Linked DNA regions of Homo sapiens: region 2 is linked to region 1. The links are chromatin loops, found by intact Hi-C in ENCODE. Cell type or tissue: heart right ventricle. All regions are shown on one strand. Each heading gives the region's core, and the rest is flanking DNA. Links, peaks and the distances in the headings are about the cores only. Region 1 overlaps PDE7B (phosphodiesterase 7B). Region 2 holds the start of LOC105378012 (a long non-coding RNA gene).

What was found. Peaks named below come from ENCODE experiments on the same cell type or tissue, not always from the same donor. Only the 100,000 strongest peaks of a DNase experiment are listed, where the experiment ranks them.
Region 2: it touches region 1 in a loop (2.1-fold over the local background); 1 of 110 quality-filtered maps calls a loop at or near these places.

The regions. Positions count from the first base shown.
Region 1 is chr6:135,907,956-135,911,955 of GRCh38, forward strand. All of the region lies in intron 1 of PDE7B (phosphodiesterase 7B), which reads left to right. Among named protein-coding and RNA genes, the nearest start is that of PDE7B, 58 kb to the left of the region's middle. In heart right ventricle, for the core only: a CTCF peak has its summit at 2,026 (motif pointing left); a DNase peak (open chromatin) is centred at 1,935.
Region 2 is chr6:135,804,812-135,821,523 of GRCh38, forward strand. LOC105378012 (a long non-coding RNA gene) reads right to left here and starts at 1,360. Exons shown (of 3, transcript XR_943034.3): 1 at 1-1,360. It overlaps LOC101928326 (a long non-coding RNA gene), which reads right to left and starts at 5,046. Exons shown (of 2, transcript XR_245604.4): 1 at 3,050-5,046; 2 at 2,334-2,507. In heart right ventricle, for the core only: no CTCF peak of the experiment used is centred there; a DNase peak (open chromatin) is centred at 7,549; H3K27ac peaks cover 2,361 bases.

The DNA of each region.
Region 1 (4,000 bases), core at 1-4,000:
AACTGAAAATCTCAGGAATGCAAAATTAAGTTCTTAGGAGATATTATTTCATATTTACCAAATTGGCAGAAATTTGAAAGTTAGATAATATTTTGTGGAGTATTATGAAGAAACAAGAAGGTTTGTCAACTGCTTTTTTTTTTTTTTCTTGAGACGGAGTTTTGCTCTTGTCGCCCAGGCTGAACTGCAGTGGTGTGATCTTGGCTCACTGCAACCTACACCTCCTGGGTTCAAGCAATTCTCCTGCCTCAACCTCCTGAGCTGCTGGGATTACAGGCATGTGCCACCACGCCCGACTAATTTTGTATTTTTTTTTTAGGAGAGACCGGGGTTTCTCCATATCGGTCAGGCTGGTCTCGTATCCCAACCTCAGGTGATCCTCCCACTTTGGCCTCCTAAAGAGCTGGGATTACAGGCGTGAGACACCGCACCCGGCCTATCATCTGCTTTTAGGAGTGTAAATTGGTCCAATTTCCTTAGAAACTATTGTCATCACCTATTTTACAATTCAGTAAGTTTACTCCTAGATATTTACCTAAAGAAACATTTACATGTATCTGTATAAAAATATTTATAAGAATATGTTAAAAAAAACAAAAATGAAACACTGGAAGCAACTGAAATGTCTACCAAGAGGGGAAAGGATAAGTACATTGTATTATATTCACACATTAGAGTACAATACCACAGGCAAAATGAATAAAATAGAGCTATATCTCAAAATGGAGGAAACTTGAAAATCTAAGTTTGAAAGAAGGAAGCACAAGTATCCAATTTGTTCCCATTTGCAAAAAGTTCAGGCAACATACAATAATATGCTGCTTGGGGAATACCTATGTAGGTGGGTCTAGTGAGAAAGAAAAGAAAGAGAATAAGATAAATTTCTGAATGGTCAAAAAAACACCAGCATCAAGTAGAAAAGTCTGTTATAGTATGAACGAAATCACAGAGAATTTACCACAAGTTTACCTGGTATCTCCAGTACCTAGAAATATTTGCCTTTTTCAATTATTATAAACTAATCTATGCATGATCAAGATAAGTGGATTTTGTTAGTTAAAGCATTAAGTTATCAAAGTGAACTTTGGATCTTATGTTAGTTATGACAATATTTGAGAATTCAGTTATGTTCCTTAACTTTTAATATAAATGACTTTGTGTTTTGAATTGTTGTGGGGCATGTAAAATTGTTGTTAAATTACTGTGAAATTTTAAAAAGAAAAAAAAATTCGGAGTGGTCATTTCCTCTGGATAGATGAAGAGGAATGCGAGTGTGTAGAGAAACAGAAGGGATCTCAGAGGTGTGGTGCTGTCATATCTTCTTTCGTGCCCTGAAGATGGGAACATGGGTACTCTCTGATCATTCTTTAAATTGTGCATTAATAGTTATATATTCTTCCTATAATCCCAGCACTATGGGAGGCCGAGGTGGACGTATCACTTGAGGCCAAGAGTTTGAGACCAGCCTGGCCAATGTGGCGAAACTCCAAAACTACAAAAATTAGCTGGGAGTGGTGGTGTGCGCCTATAATCCCAGCTTCTCCAGAGGCTGAGGCACGAGAATTGCTTGAACTGGGAATGTGGAGGTTGCAGTGAGCCGAGATCATGCCACTGCACTCCAGCCTGGGCCACAGAATGAGACCCTGTCTCCACAAATAAATAAATAATAAATAAATAAATAAATATTCTCTTTGTATGATAGTTCATAATAATCATATATGTTATTTTTATATTTTTAATTTTATTTTATATTTCACCAAGTAGAATTTTTAACTGCTTTCTGGAGTTGCTGCGGGAAGATCAAAGTGTCTACGCAAAAGTGGCCTGGTGATAGGGTGGGGCCCAGAGCCCAGTGCTGGTGGAGACAAAAGTGCAAGGTACAGCATTGCAAGGTCAGCAGCCGTAGACTCGGATCCTCGGCAAACGCAGGTGTGATCTTGGGACTAGCTCTAGGCTGAAGAGCTCACATCTAATTCTCCAGCACTATGAGCCAGCTAGTCTTGTAATGGCGCCCTCTACTGCTTACATTTGCAAGAGACTGTTCCTGTTGCTTGCTACCTAAAATCCTGACAGGTGTATTGCTTTTGTAGTGTCTGTGGGAATAGGTGAGGATATCCAATAAGGACACTTGAAATATGAGTTTGAAATTTAGGAATGATGTCTGACATGCGATATAGCTGTTACCAATATACAGTCATTTGTGAACACAGCTAAGTTCACCAGGGAGGGTGTGAAACTCAAAGAGTATGAACCTCAAAGCTTACCCACTACAACATCCAAGGGGGATCCAACTCCTCACTTACCAATATCTGTGCTTAGATGGTGTTGGGACAATCTTGGTATCCACAGGTCCCACTCCTCTAGAAGCCAGTATCACAGTCAGCACTTTAGAACTGTCAGTAACACCGAGGTTATACAAGTAACTACTCACTAATTGTTTGTTTTTTGTTTTGTTTTGTTTTTCACTTTTAAAGACTTTCTTTTTTACAGAAGTTTTAGGTTCACAGCAAAATTTGGAGGAAGATATATTCCCCATAAGCCACTTGCCCCCACACAGGCATAGCCTCCTCCATTATCCACATCCCCCACCAAAGTTTGCTACAGTTGATGCATCTACAATGACACATCATTATCATCCTAAGTCCATAGAGTCCCTTAGGGTTCACTTTTGGTGTTGTACATTCTATGAGTTTGGAAAAATGTATAATGATATCAATCCTTCTTTATAGTGCCATATGGAGTATTTTCACTGCCCTAAAAATCTTCTGTGTTCCAGCCACTCATCCCTCCCACAACCCCGGCTCCACCCACTACCTTCACCACCCCCTGCCCCCGCATCTAACCCCTGGCAATTTTTAAACTTTTTTTATTGCATTATCTCGACACAGCCAAGGAGATTATTTTATGAGAATATTAATGAAAATTTCCCCAAGAGTAACCCCATATTCTTAGAAAATATCTGACCATCATTCTGCATGATTAACCTACATTCTGGTCTCAGAAGCATGACTAAGAAGGAGTTTAAAAAACAGATTGGTGGGGCAGTAATTATGCAGTTGATAACACAAGGCTCTACCCTGTGTACATAAATCTTTCACAGGAGGAAAAATATTTAAAATGTAAGAATTAAAAAGCAAAAACATTTGGCTATAAAAAGGGATTCAGTAATTACAATGAACATCTCATTAAACATAGTCTTTATTTACAAGAAGGCTGGGAGAGCTCTAATTAACTCATAAGCTGTCCCTATGAATCATTAGCTGTGGCAGGAAAATTCTAGGTGATCCATTAAATCTCCACACCCACAGCTGTTCAGGGAAAAATATAAGCAAACCCTAACTGCCCTTATTTTGGATGGTTGGTGAATTTTCTTCAGTGACCAACTGGATGACCTTGGCCACCACACATCATATATTTCTTCTCCCCAGGGGAAACTGAAGTCCTCTTTTTCTATAACCAAGGATAGGATTTTCTCAACACTCAACAAATAGTTTGTCCATCTTTGAACAAACTTTTAAACCAACGTGATATAAACAATTTACAAAAGTTTATGGTAGACTTTAGATGCAAATCCTTGAGTTGACCCAGAAACATTCTGCTGTTTTATTATGTCAGTTTCCTAAGTCTGTGTTTGAATATGATTTTTCACCATGCTATCTATGTGTTTTTGTGTTTGCTGTGTATGAGAAGACATGGTCTAATTATTAGGGGCCAGGCACTGTGAACCTATGCAGAAAACCACAAAAGTCCAAATCTGCACTATCCAATATGGTAACTACAAGTCTCTTGTAGATTTTGAGCTCTTGCTGTGAAGCTCTGAATTGAGATGTACTACAAGACTTCAAAGAGCTAGTACAAAAAAAGTAAAATATCTCATGAAAAATTGTATAATATTTTTGACTACTAGAAATATTTAGCTGCTAGAAATTTTTAAATTTCATATATGTGCCTTGCATTTGTAGTATACATAATATTTATATTGAATGGCAGGACAAGTGGC
Region 2 (16,712 bases), core at 5,518-9,517, 98 kb before region 1:
TTAGAGGTCTCATCTCCAAACAACCACACAGGGGATTAGGGCTTCAACATATGAATTTTGGGGAGATACAAACATTTTGTCCATAGCAGTCATAAAAATGTCAGTTTGGATTAACTCTAAAATAAATAATGCATTGTTTTACTTAGTAAGAAAGAACCAATCTCTGATTCTCAAAGCTTGGGTTCTCATCAGCAACCGAGGCCATTGAGTCAAATAGAAATAATTACACATTCAAGATGTTATCTAAATATGATACAAATTGAATATTAGCGTAACCTACTGACAGAAGCTTGCCTTGTTAACAGTACTTACTTACAAAAAAAAAATTTGAGTGTCTTCTATGCAATACCCAATATATTAGGAACTGTTATTAAATGAGGTATAATGATATGATAACAACAAGCCATATGGTTACAGACATACTTCACTAGCTGTTCTGCAGGATGAGCATGAACAGTAGCGTTGTATAAACAATTTAGCATTGCCAAAATGAAGTAGTGATTTGAAGTGATTGTATGGATATATCAAAATAAAACTTGCTAAATGGAGTAAGACAGGTTTTAGCATGAATTAACGACATAATTATTTCAGCTTATACTTTAGCTACCAAGTCCTGGCATAGGTGTAATAGGATAGAGTGCTAGGAAGCACAAGCCTCTAAAAGTGAGAACTCAGATGTTCAAACACAGAAACCCAACAAGCCTGAAAAATATTGCCCTACGAGAAATTAGAACTCCAAAGAGTTGCTTTCCAAAGTTAAAATTTCTGTGGTACAACATTTTCATTCTCATGAAAATGATAACTTCTTAGAATGGATACCAAAAAATAGCAACTGGGCACAGCTGGATGGCTGCCTGGTCTTTAGTGCAAGAGTCCTGATGTTTTTCAGACAAGAGGCCAGTTGTTATTGAGTTTCAGAGAGAAAGAATTATTTAGTGCAGGTATACTCCTTACCCATTTGTGTATATGCACGTTTTATGTATAGCTCTGTTCTATAACTGAGAGCTTATGACAGAGAGTCATAAGTCTCTTGAAGAAGCAGGAAGAAGAAATGATAAAAGGGAAGCCAAGGAAAGCCCTGCCTGACAAATAGAACACCTGTCAGGTCAACGTTCCATGGGATCTAACAGTACACACTGGTGCAGGCCCAATTAGCTAGGCAAATGATTTAGGTATTAAAGGGACATAAGTCATGAGAACAGAGTGTTGGTCAAAGTCAAGTTTAAAAAGTGAGACTTTCCTTCACTAATGAAATATTTCCTAATAAATTTCCTAATAAAATATTTCCTAATGAAAAAGGTAAAGGGTATTAAGAATCTTTGTTTTTATTTATTTATGTATTAGAGACAGGGTCTCACTCTGTCACCTAGGCTGCAGTGTAGTGGTGCAATCACAGCTCACTGCAGCCTCAAACTCCTGGGCTCAAGCAATCTTCCTGCCTCAGTCTCCCAAGTAGCTAGGATTACAGGCACACATTAGCACTCCTGGTTAATTTATTTATTAATTTTTTTTTTTTTTTTGCAAGTACAGGGTCTACTTATGTTGCCCAGGCTGGTCTTAAACTCCTGGCCTCAAGCAAGCCTCCTGCCTTGGCCTTCAAAAGCACTGGAATTACAGCCATAAGTCACTACACCCAGTCAAGAATCTTTTCAAACTGATACCCGTTACAAGGAATTTTAACCACTTGGACTGCCAGTCTGATAAAACTTCTGTAACAGCACTAGCATGTGAATTTTTGTTTGTTTTTTAAACAGAGCTTTAGTTACGTAGATCTGAAGGAACGAGATCTGTAGAAAAGCCATTTGATCCAGCACTCAAATAACAGTTCTTGACGGAAAGAATGAAGTTCTAAACTATAATTATTAGCCAAAATGTCATTATACATTTTAAAAATCCCATCTTTCCAGACAAAATAGTTGGAAAAAAAGAAATGAATCCAATAAAGCATTGTCTCTAAAAAATTCATTGGTACTGCTAGCATGATTTTTAACATAATTCATTTAAGATTTTATAATAGGTAAACTGGACATAGGAATGCTGCCATGTTTATAGGCCGCTCAATAGGAAAGATGAAACTCATCAACAAAGGCAGACATATTGCAGCCACCTAACCTTGTCTGCCACATAATAGTTTCCCTATAAAGATTTGTTGATGCATTGACTGCTTGGTTTAAAGGCCCTAATAGTACAGCATTAATTTCTTATGAAGTACTTTCTAATATCTTGCATTTAAGTTTTAAGTGTAACCTTTGCTATATTATGGGACTGACTCTTTTATTGCATTAAAACTAACGGATGCATATTGAGTAATTAGCTTTGCCTTTCTTTCTATACTTTCTCTTAAATCTTTATAAGGGATAGCACGGGAACTATATTTTTATCTCCAAGTTTGCCTCCAAGTCCAGCTGTGTAGTGAAAGGGCAGCAGGAAACTTCATGAAGTATGCCTTCAGCTCAGAGTCAGAACCCGCATTCAGAACTTTGCTGGGGATGAGAGAAAGGTCAAACCTGTGGGTTAAAAGAGAAAGAGAGAGAGATGAGAAATTTACAGATTTTTATGAAGAAAGCTACAATAATTTGTGCTCTGGACACAGACGGACTTGGGTTAGGGTCCTGGCTGTACCACTTAACCTACATAGGCTTAGTTTCTATATTAATAAAGCAGGGCTGATGGTGAATATAAAGATTTTAAAGGCTCTAGAATATAGCAGGCACTCAAAAAATGTTACAGTTATTATTCCAAAGAACATTTGGTGACATAAAAACATGAGGATAAATATCATCCAGGAAAAATGGAAGATTCTGCGTAGGTGATAGTCCAAACACCATTCAGAAAGCCAGTGCATGGGCAAATTGCTTTGGAGCCACAAAAAGCTAGGAATTAATGACGTCTTGGGCTTCAAGGAAATAGTGGGGAGCTGATCTCCCACAGGTGTGGGAGCCTATCCAAACTCTCTGTTTTCCTCCGTGTCCTCTGACTGATGCCCAAATCCAACCTGGATGACTTGTCACACCTGTGACACTAGCACCCACCCAACTCTGATACTCACCAGTTTAGCAAGGCCCTCTTCCATGTTCAGGTACCTAAACTCCAGACCCCTTGGGACACACTGACTTATACTTTGGGGCACTTTGTCCCACTGGAAGAATATGGGAGTAGGGAGAATAGAGAACAATGGTAAGAGAAGCTTACTCTCCCAGCCTCATCATCTCCGGCTTTCTCTATCACTGAACCCTTTCCTCATAGACTCTCCAGGTCTCATGAGCTTGATTAGGCGACTCATGAAAAATTCTCATTACTGAAGCCTGAGATTTCTCCTTTGCCTGCCAGTCACCCTCTGTCTCTCCAGAGTCAGAACGTTTGCAATTTCCATCTCAATGATTATTTTAACAAGTGAATTAGGTTTGTTGCCCACTCTGTAGATTTAGGAAGGACCCTTATCTATGAGTGATTTCGGTCTCACATCCCAAAAGTCCACATTTCTACTTCAGCAGGCCACATCATGTTTGTTCCATGGTTCAGAATATCTGAACTTTTAGTTTAGAACTGGCTGGTGGGGACCTGGAGTTCATGCAGGCAGTCTGCTCTGGAGTCTGCGTCCTTATTCCCATTCTAGTCCACATCCCTCTAACTAGAGTGGATGGGGAGGGGAGAGGAATGGAACAAAAAAGGTAGGTTAAAGTTGGATTGAATAGAATCTTGAAAGCTAAACCAAAGAATTAGAATCTTACTATGTAGGCAGTCGGAATTCAGAGAGATTAAACAAAGTGGTTTTTGAGGAATAGTAATTGGTTGGCAGAACACAGGATTGAATAGAATAAGGAAGATATTAAAAGATTAAGAGACTGTTTAGAAGGTATTACATTAATCTAGGTTTAACAAGATGAAAACTCAGCCTAGGAGGTAACATTGGGAACTAAAAAGAAGTGATGGGCATGAGCCAGTTAACATCAGCATGACCTGGTGGGTGATTGGAGTGGAGAGTAAAAGCGATAAGTCTGGTTTTAAGAGTAGATGATGAGGAGATCTAATTACATACACACACCCATAACTAAGGAGTTGTATCTGATAAATTATTTAATCTGAACCTAAATATTTTTATTCCTTAATTTAAACCTCCTCCCTTTTTTATCTTCAGCTTAAACATTGCTGTTTAAATCCTCCTTAACACTTTACGCTTAAGACTAAATGATCCTGATATTGTTTTTTCTCATTCCTCCACTTCTTAAATACATATATATATATATGCTAATTAATGGGCAGAGTTGGTATGCATGTACTGTCTATATCTCTATAGGTGAAAGCAAAAAACGGATTCTGGAGATAAAAATAAGAATGATAGCTCTCCTTTATTGAACACTTATTATGTACCTACTTCTGTGCTGAGCTGCTCATATGTATTATCTATTGAATGCCCATAACAACCCTAAGAAATAGATACCATTATTGTCTTCATTTGCCCAGGAGGAGGCTGAGGCTTGGAGGAGTATAAGAACTTGCTGACAGTCATAACATCTGAAGGGGATTAGAATATGTCACGCCAAAATATGCCACTTTGGCATAATAATTATTTTAAGTTGAAGGCAATTGAGAAAAAGCAGACACAAGAAGAGCTCTTTTCCCTCCCCTATCTGCCTAAACATAGGGCATAAAGCTTTCTTGTGAAAGTATTTCCCCACCTTCCATATCAGGAAAGGGATAACAAACTGTACCACTGGAAATGGAGACAGCACCTAAATAAGTCTGTATAGACAAACCTTACTACATAACCTTTATCTAGCAGTTAATTTCCCCCATATATTTACCTTCCCACAATTTGCCACTCCTAGAAAGCCAAGCCCCTTTCTTTTGTGTAGTCACTTCTCCATAATTTATCACTCTTTGTTAAAATGGTGTATAAGGCCAAGTCTAGTCACTTCTTTGGGCTGTTTCCTTCTGTTTCTTCAAAGCCCATGTACATGTACAAAGATTAACATCCAGTAAATTTTGCATGCTTTTCTTCTGTTAATCTGTCTTCTATTAATTTAATTCACAGGCCCCAACTACAGAAGATAAGAGGGCATAGGAAAAGTTTTTCCTCTCTACAAGCCAAAAGTCGCAAGGCTAATATTTACTCCCCTGATTCTCTCCTCCAGAGCCCACACCCTTCATCACTACTGATAAAGGTATGATAATGAATTCTAAATTCCTTTCTTAAAATCTGCTAATTGGGTAAAGAAGTAAAGAAAAGTTTGATATTCTCCTCCATATAATGGCTTATTTATAGCTATAACTTACTTGTCAAATACAAATGCTACCGTGGTACTATTTATGTGACACGTGATCCAAAGACTGTTACCACACACTACACTAAAACATGGATATGACATATTTCCTGTGAAGAAGAATTTGGTATGATTTAGAAAATCTTGAATCATATTCAATAACTTAATTTTTTATCCAGGATATAAACATATAATTGTTTCAAGGTATAAACTCCTGTACAGAATGTCAGTGTATTATGGCACACCCCATAAAGAGACTGTAAAAAACAATTATAGTTTTATGCTCAATTAAAGAGACGGAAATTTTTAAAAGGGGCTATGTCAATCAGAAAGAAAAGTACCTAGGGCTCATTAATTTAAAGACAGTAATTGATACGCTGGCTTCAGGAGTGTTTTTCATATTATCATTAATCAACTCTTCATTTGAAAAACACACACGAGGGAATTACTGAAAGAGTAGGTATCACATTTAATTTTTTCCACTATGTTTTTCCTAGTTTCAAATATGTTTTTCAAATCTGGCATTCATGGTTGCTACTGCACTGGAATAATGGTAACAACAGGCTGATGAGAATCTTAAGTGGCACTTACTCAGTGGAGTAATTGGAAGCGGCAATGGTTATACAAATGAATGCCCCTCAGAGGGAAGAAGGAGAGATTTGCCTTGAAACTGCGGCTGTAAAAAGTTAGTGCTGGTAAGTGAAGAAACAGAAACTAAGTGATAGAGAATGGGAACTAAGGTAGAAATAACTAACAAAGATCACTGTGCAGAACCGTAGTGGTGTTCAGAGTAGATGCGCAAGTCCATATGCATGTAGCAAATACAAGTCTCAACCCACAAAATAAAGTGAAGATGAATATATTTTAATTTTGTTAATAAAGTTATTTTAATTTCTGTTATAAGCTCTCTTCCACCAAGACAGAAGCACGGTCACATGCCTGGGTAAAAAGAATATCCCAGATACCCAAGACTAGACAGCATGCAGGGGTGACAGGCTTATTAACTTCACACTCACTGGGCCATCAGTACTTTACTTATAACCTCATTCATGGTTTTGAAGTTTTAAAAAAATGTTGCCACCTTGTTATTTTGTTACTCCTCTCTTATAAGTGATTTTCAGATAAGCAGAAACACATTAAAGGGAAAGTTTATTTGGTTCATTTGCAAGGCAGAGTCCATGGATTTCTTTTGGCTATCCCTTTTTGCACTTTCAATGGAACAAACAGTGCAATTTTTATCCCTTCTGTTTTTAGAGCAGCAGCTGTAAAAGTAATTAATGGCTAAAGAGACTCTAGCACATCCTACTGAAAGGCCATTCTGGGTTCAGCAGGAGCTCTGGACCCCAGGCTCCTGCCTCTGCACGTTCACAGACTTGCAGAGAGCACTCTGATGAATGCTGAAGGACCCCCCTCCCAAACTTGGGATCTCCGCAGCACCCTGATCCATTTTGACCACTGCCACTTATAAAGAAAACTGGTGTCAACAGGTGTTTTCATACTATTTCCAGTGATGACTTTGGTGCATATCCAGTATTCTTTTTTTTAATCTCTGGGAGTTGACAATGTTCTCATGAATTCTATTAAAAAATGAGCATTTCCCCTAATATGTTTTCTCTTCCTTTCAGCCTTCACTTTCTTCTTTTTGTCTCTACCTTCCTTAAAATAGCATTGTGCAAAAACATCCCTGAGGTTAAATAATAATCATGTATAATGAGGAAGCGTTCTGTGTGTGCCCTCTGCAGAGTCAGAGGCCTGATGTGGGACTGAAAACACAAGCTGGCCTCCAGGCCTGGTGAGGGTCATGCTCCCTGTGACCTCGAGTCAATTGCTCGACACTTTGGATTCTCAGTTTTCTGATCTTTAAAATAAGGATGACAGTACCTACCTGGGCTACTTCACAGTGTCCTTGAGGGATCATGAAAGTGAGTGTATTTTGTAAACTGCAGTGTTCCATAGGGACATAAGGAATGTTGGTCTTATTGATTTTGTTAGAACAAGACTCTTCAGAAACAGTGGTGAGAGAGAGGAATCAGTCCGGGATTCCTCTTTTCCATCTCATTGACTCATCTGATAACACTGAGATAGTGGCTTGCTGCTGCATATTCCCTAGCGGACTGAGAGAACACACATTTGCCAAATATGGAGGGGAAGATGAGCTTTCTGAACACCCTCCTATTGTCTGCACTGGAGCTAAGCCAGGCCACATCTTCAGGATAATGATCTGAGGACGGTCAGGCTCAATTCATTCTGCCTGAGCTTTGCTGCTGCCCCTTCAAACTACTTACGAAAGTGGTATTAGGTTGTGATGGCTGCTGCCCCACCCTTGGGAGAATGCCCAGGGGATGTGGACTGCCCTAGGCAGCCACAGGAAACTGGACCAGAAAGTGCAGAGTCACTGTGTGCCCAGGCGCCTGCAGGCAGATCTTTCTCCACCACATACATTTTTAGTGGGCCCTCTCACAAATGCCTGATATTTAACATTTGAGAAAGTCAGCAAAATGTTTTGTTAGTCTTTTATTCACCATTTTAAGAATATAACGTTTATCCAGTTGGTGTCGGATAAAATCGGGAAAGAAAAATATGACTGCACTATAGACTCAGGGCCCAAAATTATTCTGATGATGGCCAAGTAAAAACATTAAAAGCTGAAAAATATAATAGCATCCAGGATATTACTGAAGATTAGTTTTAAGCTTAAGTTTTTTTCCCTCACTTATCCAGATTTGAGTATGAGAAGATTTAAAGAATTCTATAAAAACTGTGAAAATGCATCTGCTAAATTAATAACAGTATTTATTTCACAAAAATGTCCTAAGTTTTGTAATGCCTCTAAAACAATTCTCAAACTTCTTGGTCTCAGTATCCCTTTAAAATTCATACATTACTTAGGACCCCAAAGGGCTTTTGTTCATGTAAATAATATCAATATGTATTTATTGTATTAAAAGTTAAACCTGAGAGTTTTTAAAAATTTATTTACTAATTCATTTAAAATTAACAAAAACAAACATACTACCTGTTAACATCAGTGCAATGATGTCGTCATATTGATGCCGGATTTCTTGCTCCTTAGCTCAGCTAGGTCTGGGTTCTTGTCTCATGACCAGGAAGAAGTAGGCACCTGGGCACTCTTAGAGTGAGCAAGGCAGGAAATTTTATTGAGTGATGAAACAGCTTTTTCAGGAAGGGGACGGGGATGGTCCCCCTATCCAAAGGCAGGAGAGTTCTCAATATAACCGAGCCCAGGGCTTTTTAAGGGCTCAGAATAGGGAGTGTGTGCTGACTGGTTTGTGAGTATGCAAAAAAGGTCAAAGCAAAGATGCCACTCAAAGGTGGGCACGACATTGTAGAAAATCAATTAGGAAAGGGTAGGTATGTGTAAAATGGGTGAAGGGTGGAGATCAATCAGAGGAAAGCACACCAAACAGGAAAGCGGGTTCTCAATCTGGTTCGAGGAGTTAACTTGTAGCTTGGCTTTCAGGCTTTAAACTGTCTTTGGCTTGGACGTGGGATTTCGCTGGGGACCCGCCCCTACATGCTTAGGCATTTGGCTGCCTCCTGCTGCTCTCAATATTTCATATAGCTATGGAAAAACTCTACTCATAAGGAAATGAGAGTGAGAAGGGCAAATGACTTCTTAGTGCTTGCTTGTCAAGGGCTTGTTTGACAATGTTTGCTCTAAAATATTTTGATCTCCATGAAAAAAGTGTTAAAGAAAATGAGGAATTACAATTTTATTATCCTAGGATTTTTAAAAGTCTGTTTCATTGATCTTAAAAAGTATATTTGTATTGTTCAAATTGTGGGCTATGAGTTTGAATCCTCATCCTGTCATGTACTGGTTGAATGACCTTGGACAAGCTATTTAAGTTTTCTGGACTTCAGTGTCCTCACCTGTAAAATAAAAATGATAATTGTATACCTTCCCCTTGGGGATGTTGTGATGAGCAAATTACTTAACCTTATGTATGTCATGGTTGTCTAGAGGGAAAAAAACATATATATAAAATATTGGATATGTTCTATATATGTGTGTGTGTGACAGAGATACACACACACAAACACACACACACACACACAGAGATTTATGTTAAGGAATTGGCACACGTTACGGAGGCTGGCCAGTCCAAAATCTGCAGGGCGGACTGGCGCCTGGAGACCCAGGGAAAAGCCAGTGTTGCAGCTCAAGTCCAAAGGTCATTTGCTGGCAGAATTATCTCTTGCTCCAGGGAAGGTTAATCTTTTGTTCTGTTAAGGCCTTCAACTGATTGAATAATTATGGAGGGCAATTTATTTTGCTCACAGTCCACCAATTTAAATGTTAATCTCAAAAACACCCTCAAAGTAACAACCAGAATAATGTGATTACATATATGGGCACCATGATCCAGCCAAGTTGATATAAGACATTTTCGTTGACCAAAAAAGCCAAACTCTATAAAATATTTGAAGATATTTATTCTGAGCCAAATGTGAGGACCATGATCTGTGACACAGCCTCAGGAATTCCTGAGAATATGTGCCCAAGGTGGTTGGGTTACAGCTTGATTGTATACACTTTAGGGAGACAGAAATTACAGGCAAAAACATAATACATATAAGATTCACATTGGTTCGGCCTGGAAAGGCAGGACATCGAGGGGGGCCGGGGAGTGTGACTTCCAGGTCATAGGTAAATTCAAAGATTTCCTGATTGGCAATTTGTTGAAAGAGTTAGGTTATCTAAAGCAAGCTTGTCCAACCTGCAGCCTGCAGGCCACATGCAGCCCAGGACAGCTTTTAATGCGGCCCAATACAAATTTATACACTTAAAACATTATGAAATTTTTTTGTAATTTTTTTTTTTTAAGCTCATCAGCTATGGTTGGTGTTAGTGTATTTTATGTGTGGCCCAAGACAATTCTTCCAGTGTGGCCCAGGGAAGCCAAATGATTGGACACTCCTAATCTAAAGAGTTAAAGTCAGCAGAAAGAAATGCTTGGGGTTAAGACAAGGGGGGCTATGGAAGTCAAGGTTCTTGTTATATAGATGAAGCCTCCAGGTAGCAAGCTTCAAAGACAGTGATCATGGTAAATGTATCTTATCAGATCTTAAAATGTGCCAAACTCTTAATTAAATCACTCAAGGATCAGGAAAAGACCTGGAAAGGGAAGGGGATTCTCTACAAAGTGTAAATTCTTCCCACAAGAGATAGCTTTGCAGGGCCGTTTCAAAATATGTCAAAGAAATATATTTTGGGGTAAAATACTTTGATTTCTTTCAGGGACTGCCATCTGTCACGTGATGCTATACTAGAGTCAGGTTGGAAATTGGTATCTTATTGCTACAAAGAGTCTGTTTCCTCAGTCTTAAGATCTCTGTTTTAATGTTAATGTGAGTCGATGGTGCCTGAATTCCAAAGGAAGGAGAGTATAACAAGGCACATTCAAACCTCCTTCCCATCATGGTCAGAACTAGTTTTTTAGATTTCTCCGAAATCCCTTTGACTGAGAGGATGGGGTCCATTCAGTTAGTAGGTTGGGGGGCTCAGAATTTTATTTTTGGTTTACACTTTGAATGGTGCCCGGCATATACAAACTCTAAACAAATGTTATATATTCTTAATATTGTATTGAATATATATTGTTTTTAGGTGTTGCATGAAAAAATCAAGTAATACGCAAAGCAAATTTTTATTTTTATGGAGAAAAAAACCATAAAACCCAGGAAACAAGTAATAAAGGTTAACATGGCTTTTTATACTTAATAATACTTCATATTTTGAATTAATATATAAGAAGATTCAGAAAAACCAGTGGGAAAAATATGTAACTGTTGATGAAAAGAGTTAAACTCCGTACAATATTTGAAGAGATTTATTCTGAGCCAAATATGAGTGACGATGGCCCATGACACAGCCCTCAGGAGGTCCTGAGAACATGCATCCAAGGTGGCTGGGGTACAGCTTGGTTTTATATATTTTAGGAAGGCATGTGACACCAATCAAATACATTTAAGAAATACATTGGTTTGGTCCAGAAAGGTGGGACAACTCAAAGTGGGAGGCTTTCAGGCTACAGGTAAATTTAAACATTTTCTGGTTGACAATTGGTTGAGCTTGTCTAAGACTTGGGATGGATAGAAATGAATGTTCACGTTAAAAATAAAGGATTGCAGAGACCAAGTTTTATTGTGCAGAGGAAGCTCTCAGATAGCAGACTTCAGAAAGAACAGGTTGTAAATTGTTTCTTACCAGACTTAAAAGGATGCCTGGCTCTTAGCTGATTGTCTTCTGGATCTGGAAAGAAAGGAAGGAAAACAAAGGGGAAAAGGGATTCTCTACAGAATGTGGTTTTTTCCCACAAGGGACTTTGCAGGGCAATTTCAAGATATGGCAAGGAAATATATTTTGTGGTTAAATATTTTTTCCTCATCTTATAATGTTATGCCAGAATCAGATTGAAAAGTCACAAAATATAGGGTCAAATGAAATCCATCTGATGAGAACTTATGGTTTGTAGGGCATGACTCCCTAGACCCCTTAGGTAGGAATTTGGGTAACATAAAAAAATCAGAGCTTAGTCCTCATAACCCAGAAACAAATCTTATCATATACAGTGATATGATAAAAATTGGCATCACAATGTGAAAGGTGAGTTAATCATTCAGTAAACAGTGTTTAAACAATTGTTAATTATTTGTTTAAAAAAATTACTTTATATCATCACTTTAACCAAAAAATAAATTCCAATTCTATTTAAGAGTGAAATGCTAAACATACACATACACACACACACACACACACACACACATTACAGAAAATAATTTATAAATTTATCTATATCTATATATAGATAAATATTTAGCTTATCTTTGGGTAGGATTTTAACTCAGAAATCATTGGAAATATTACTAAAACATTAAAACATTGATTACATTAAAATTACCAGTGTTAAAGGTAACAAATTGTGAAAGAACATCTACGCAAATGTAACACAGAATCGTTAGTATATGTAAAATATTGCAGGCTTACATAAATTGATAGGAGCAATATAAGATCCCACTGGGGAAAAAAATGGCAATGGTATCATCCTGGTCTGTCAGTTTCCTTTGAGTCACAAGGATAATAGAAGTACAGATTCTTTAAAGTAATGGAAATTTATGTAGAATTCCTCAGAATGCAGAGTTAGAGAGAAAATCATCCCTTAAGTAACAGTCATCTGGGACCCCAATGTCATCTTAACTGGGATAAAGTGTTGGCTTCAAAGACAATTATGAGAACTGTCTTGTTTAGGACAATCTCTTGTTTGCCTTTCATTTGTACTTCATAAAAACTGAACATGATTAAATTGTTTGGTAATAATAGATGGATTGAAGAAATTGATTCATGGGAATACATTTTGGACTAGATTTGTCACACCCACAAATGAAAAATGGATATTTTCTAGACTTTCACTTATTTTAATTGATGCACAATGGCTTATTTAAAATGTTTCAGCCTTAATCCTCCCTCTCCCTGCTTTTTGTGAGATTTTCTGGTCTCACCAACTACAGTTCTTTCCAGGTTTGGGGATGGAAAAAGCGTGGTACCTTTTCATCCCATCATAAGGGTCACAGCCAACACTCCTATAACAAAAAACAGGTTAACATGAGAAAAGCATAACACATTTCTTTAATCAAAGTTTTATATGACATGGGAGGCTTCAGAAATGAAGACCTAAAGACCCAGGGAAAACTGTCTATTTTTTTGCTTAGGATCAATGAAGAATGGACAGCCATGTAGAAATGTGATTGGACCAAAGGTTGTGATCTAATGGTGATAGGTTGCAGGGGAAACCCAGCAAGGCCTGACTGTTCAGATTCTTCTTGGCCTCTTTGTGTGGTATTTCTTTCTCCTGGGTATGCAGCAGGACCCCTCTGGAATGAGGGTCTTATGACCTGCTTTCAAGCAAGGTAGGTCAGATGGCTTCCTTGTGGCCAGCTCCTACACAGAAAGTTTAGAGCAATATTTCTAGTTTCTATGACCCACCTTGGGAAAGAGGAATTCTAGTTTCTATGGCCTGCCTTGGGGAACAGGAAAAAGAAAGGCAGGAGAAAGTCAGAGACAGACTTTGATTCTGAGACCCTTCCAATGTCCTTCGGTTTAAAGCACTCAGCATGCCAAAGTGCCATGCTGAGGTGGTTCAGAAAACCCCCAACACAGGACTGTGAGCTCATGGCTGGTGGGGACTTACTGTCTATGTGAGTCTGTGCCTCACACAAGTGCATCACACCCCCATGCCTCAACACCACATGTAAAGACAACTCCCTTGAAGGATTAATTGGCACTTTAAAAAGGATGTTGGAACAGAGAACCAAATTCCGGATACTTTCTTTCCCCTACTATTTCCACAAGAGGCACCATGCAGGTTGACTCTTAGCCCTGGTTGTCCCAAACCAGAATGAAAGGTCTGGCTTGACTCATGGAGATTAGCTTAGGCTGCTGGGCAAAAGAACCAAACCCTGGTCCTGACTGTTGCATTGGAGCCTTCTGTGTGGTCTAGTGGAGAAAATACTTGCTGGGAGCCAGAAATTGAGATCTGCTCCTTGTCCAGTCTTCAGAGCAGGTGGCGGGGCCAGCTTTGCCAGAGTCCAAGTGGGGCACTTATGTTTGCAGCCTTCAGATTTCCCTAAAAATAGCAAGACCTCTGCATCCATGTATCTTTTGGTTGAGTCTCAGTCACTTGTAAGCTTCAACAATTAAATTTACCTCCCTGAACCTCAATGTTCTCATTTATAAAATGGAAGAACTGCTTACATCATGCCCCTTAAGAAGATTAAATAACATTGCACTGCGCACATAGAGCATGTGTTTGGTGTATAATAATCTCAAGAAATGAACTTCTCTCCCCCTTAAGCTTATGTCACCATCTTGTTTCCTAACAGATCCATTTTTGATTAATTTTCAGACAGGAAAGGATCATATATATTCAAATGGTGTTTTATTAGCTAATAAGGCAAACTAAATGTTCTCTCCCAAGCATATTGGTATTTTAATATGGAAAAATGGGAAATTATGCTGTCATGGTGATACCTGAGGCAGCGAGGAGAAGCCAACAAGGACTGTATCCAGAGATTCAGGAGAAATTATCCAAGAATTCTTTGCTTCATAGCATTTTTGAATCAATCTTTTGATTTAAGCCTTCTGAAACTTAACTTGCCAATATTTTGAAAAGTGAACTATCAAGATTGTTGTCAATCACACCCTAGTGTGGTTTAACTTTCAGATCCCTTTTTGGAAGGGAAGTTTTATTTAATCCATGTGTTGAGAAGAGGAGGATGCAGTTCATATAACCTGGATATTTAGAGTGAAGGGAGAAAGAAGATACAGTGAATATGAAATGAAACTTTCACATAATTCACACATGTACCCAGAGTTGCAAGGAGAAAACAAAAGTATTGGTACATAAGTACTTTTACGTGAAATGATTTAAAATGTTTGTATATGGTATTTTTTGTTGTAGTTTCTGAGATGGAGTCTTGCTCTGTCCCTCAGGCTAGAGTGCCGTGCCACGGTATTTTAATTTATTTTTCTTTATTTTGAATTTCTCTACTCAAAGGTACATTTTAAATACCCTTAATCATCATGATGATCCCACACTTCCTGCAGATTCCCATAGAAAGTCACACATCTTCCTCCTGTTGAACTATTGCTCCACAAATCATAGTATTTGCCTAGGATTTTGCTTTTTAAAGTTCCATTGCCACATTTGTGGTAAATTCTATTGTGTATGGTAACACATGATAACAACAATGCGTAGCGCCTAAAAGCTCTAATGACCAGCAATTCTGTGGTCAGTAAAAGGAAATTACATAACATTAGTAGCCAATATGCTGTTGAGGGAAAAGTCCTCACATTTCTCCTGACCATCCCTGCCCCTGTCACTTGCCACTAATAGTAGGTTTTGCAACTAGGTTTGGGGGTGAGTGGACCCTGGAGTACTATTCTCTGTACCCCCAAACCATGCCCAACCCTTCTACTTGGTTATTTCAACTCAGTGGTGGTCAAGTTTTGTTGTATTTAACTCCTACACAACTTCACTCTGTCTGTTCTATCATAAACCATGTGTGTCTAGTACTATCAAGCTAAGCATTTTCATTATTACTTTATTTACATAAAACCCTTTTAAAAGAATAATTTGACCTAAGATACAGGTCATCCTGGACTTTCCACCATGTATGTCTGTTAGTGGTGGTTTGTCTTTTTTGGGGGGGATATTTTGTTTTTTGTTTGTTTTGTTTTCAATTTTTTGAGTATTTACTATTTAAATAAAAAGCAATGGCAGCAAAGGTTTCTATTTCCATGTCCCTTTGAGCTTTTTCCTTGACATCCACTTCTCTCACAAGGATCTGGCCTTCATGCCAAGTCTCTGCTGATCTTCACTGCGGAGGGCAGCTCCTCCCAGGAGAGGGTCCAGCCCCTCCATTGGCTGGTGCCGGCCTCACATTTGTCCTGACCCTGTGTCTGGCTTGTGCTGCCCGTGATTATGGCTCCTGCCGGCCGCTCAGTGGCCCATGGGATTGTGGAGCAGAAAGCAGAAAAGGAATTTTGGATTACGGGGGGGAAATGATGCTTTAAAAAGGCAACAGTTTTCTGATGTCTATTTTTTTTTCATTCTAAGATAGTTTCATAAATTTCCTCTTCATTTCAACCAAGTACGCTTGGTTACACTTCCTAAGGAATTTTGTTCAACTAGATGGTATGTTTTGGTGAATTAATCCAAGAGGACGCTACTGAAAAAATATTATATATATGCAGCTTTCTTCACAGAACATATAACAGGATATATATTTGGGATGTTAATTTAAAAAACAATTTTAAGGTTAAGGAATGATATAGTGTGCTAGATTAAGATGTATTGAGCAAGTCATGCTTTACTTTTTGTTCATTTTACTAGGTCATTTAAATTCCTTTTATGTGCTCCTCAGGGCAGTTAACTCTTTACATGTTTGATTCAGTGCTGGAAAGGCTATAGGTATTGAAAGGCTCTAAAAAGTTAAGTGATTAAATAATTATGCTCATTATCTTTATCATATTTGATGTTTTAAATACTGCTAATAATTCATCTTACTTTATTTGCACTAAAAAGCTATTCTTGGATTTAATATTTCTAGTAATAAAAAAAGCAAAACAGATATTCTCTCATTTGTGTTCCTCAAAGTTAATTCTTTATTATCTTCCTTCTCCTCAAACATGAAGTTTTATCAACGGTGATGCATTTTCTTGTGTGTTTCTTACTCTATCAGACTTGATCCAGTCAGACTCACACACCTGAGATGAAACCCAGGCTCCTGGAAGCTATGAAATTGTTCAGTAATGTAGCCTTATAAGTAAGCAATTAAAGCAGGCCTGGAGTCCAGTAAGGCCTATGCCATTCATACTGGCAACAGGCGATGTATTTTCCATCACTCTTTCCCCTTGCCCAGATA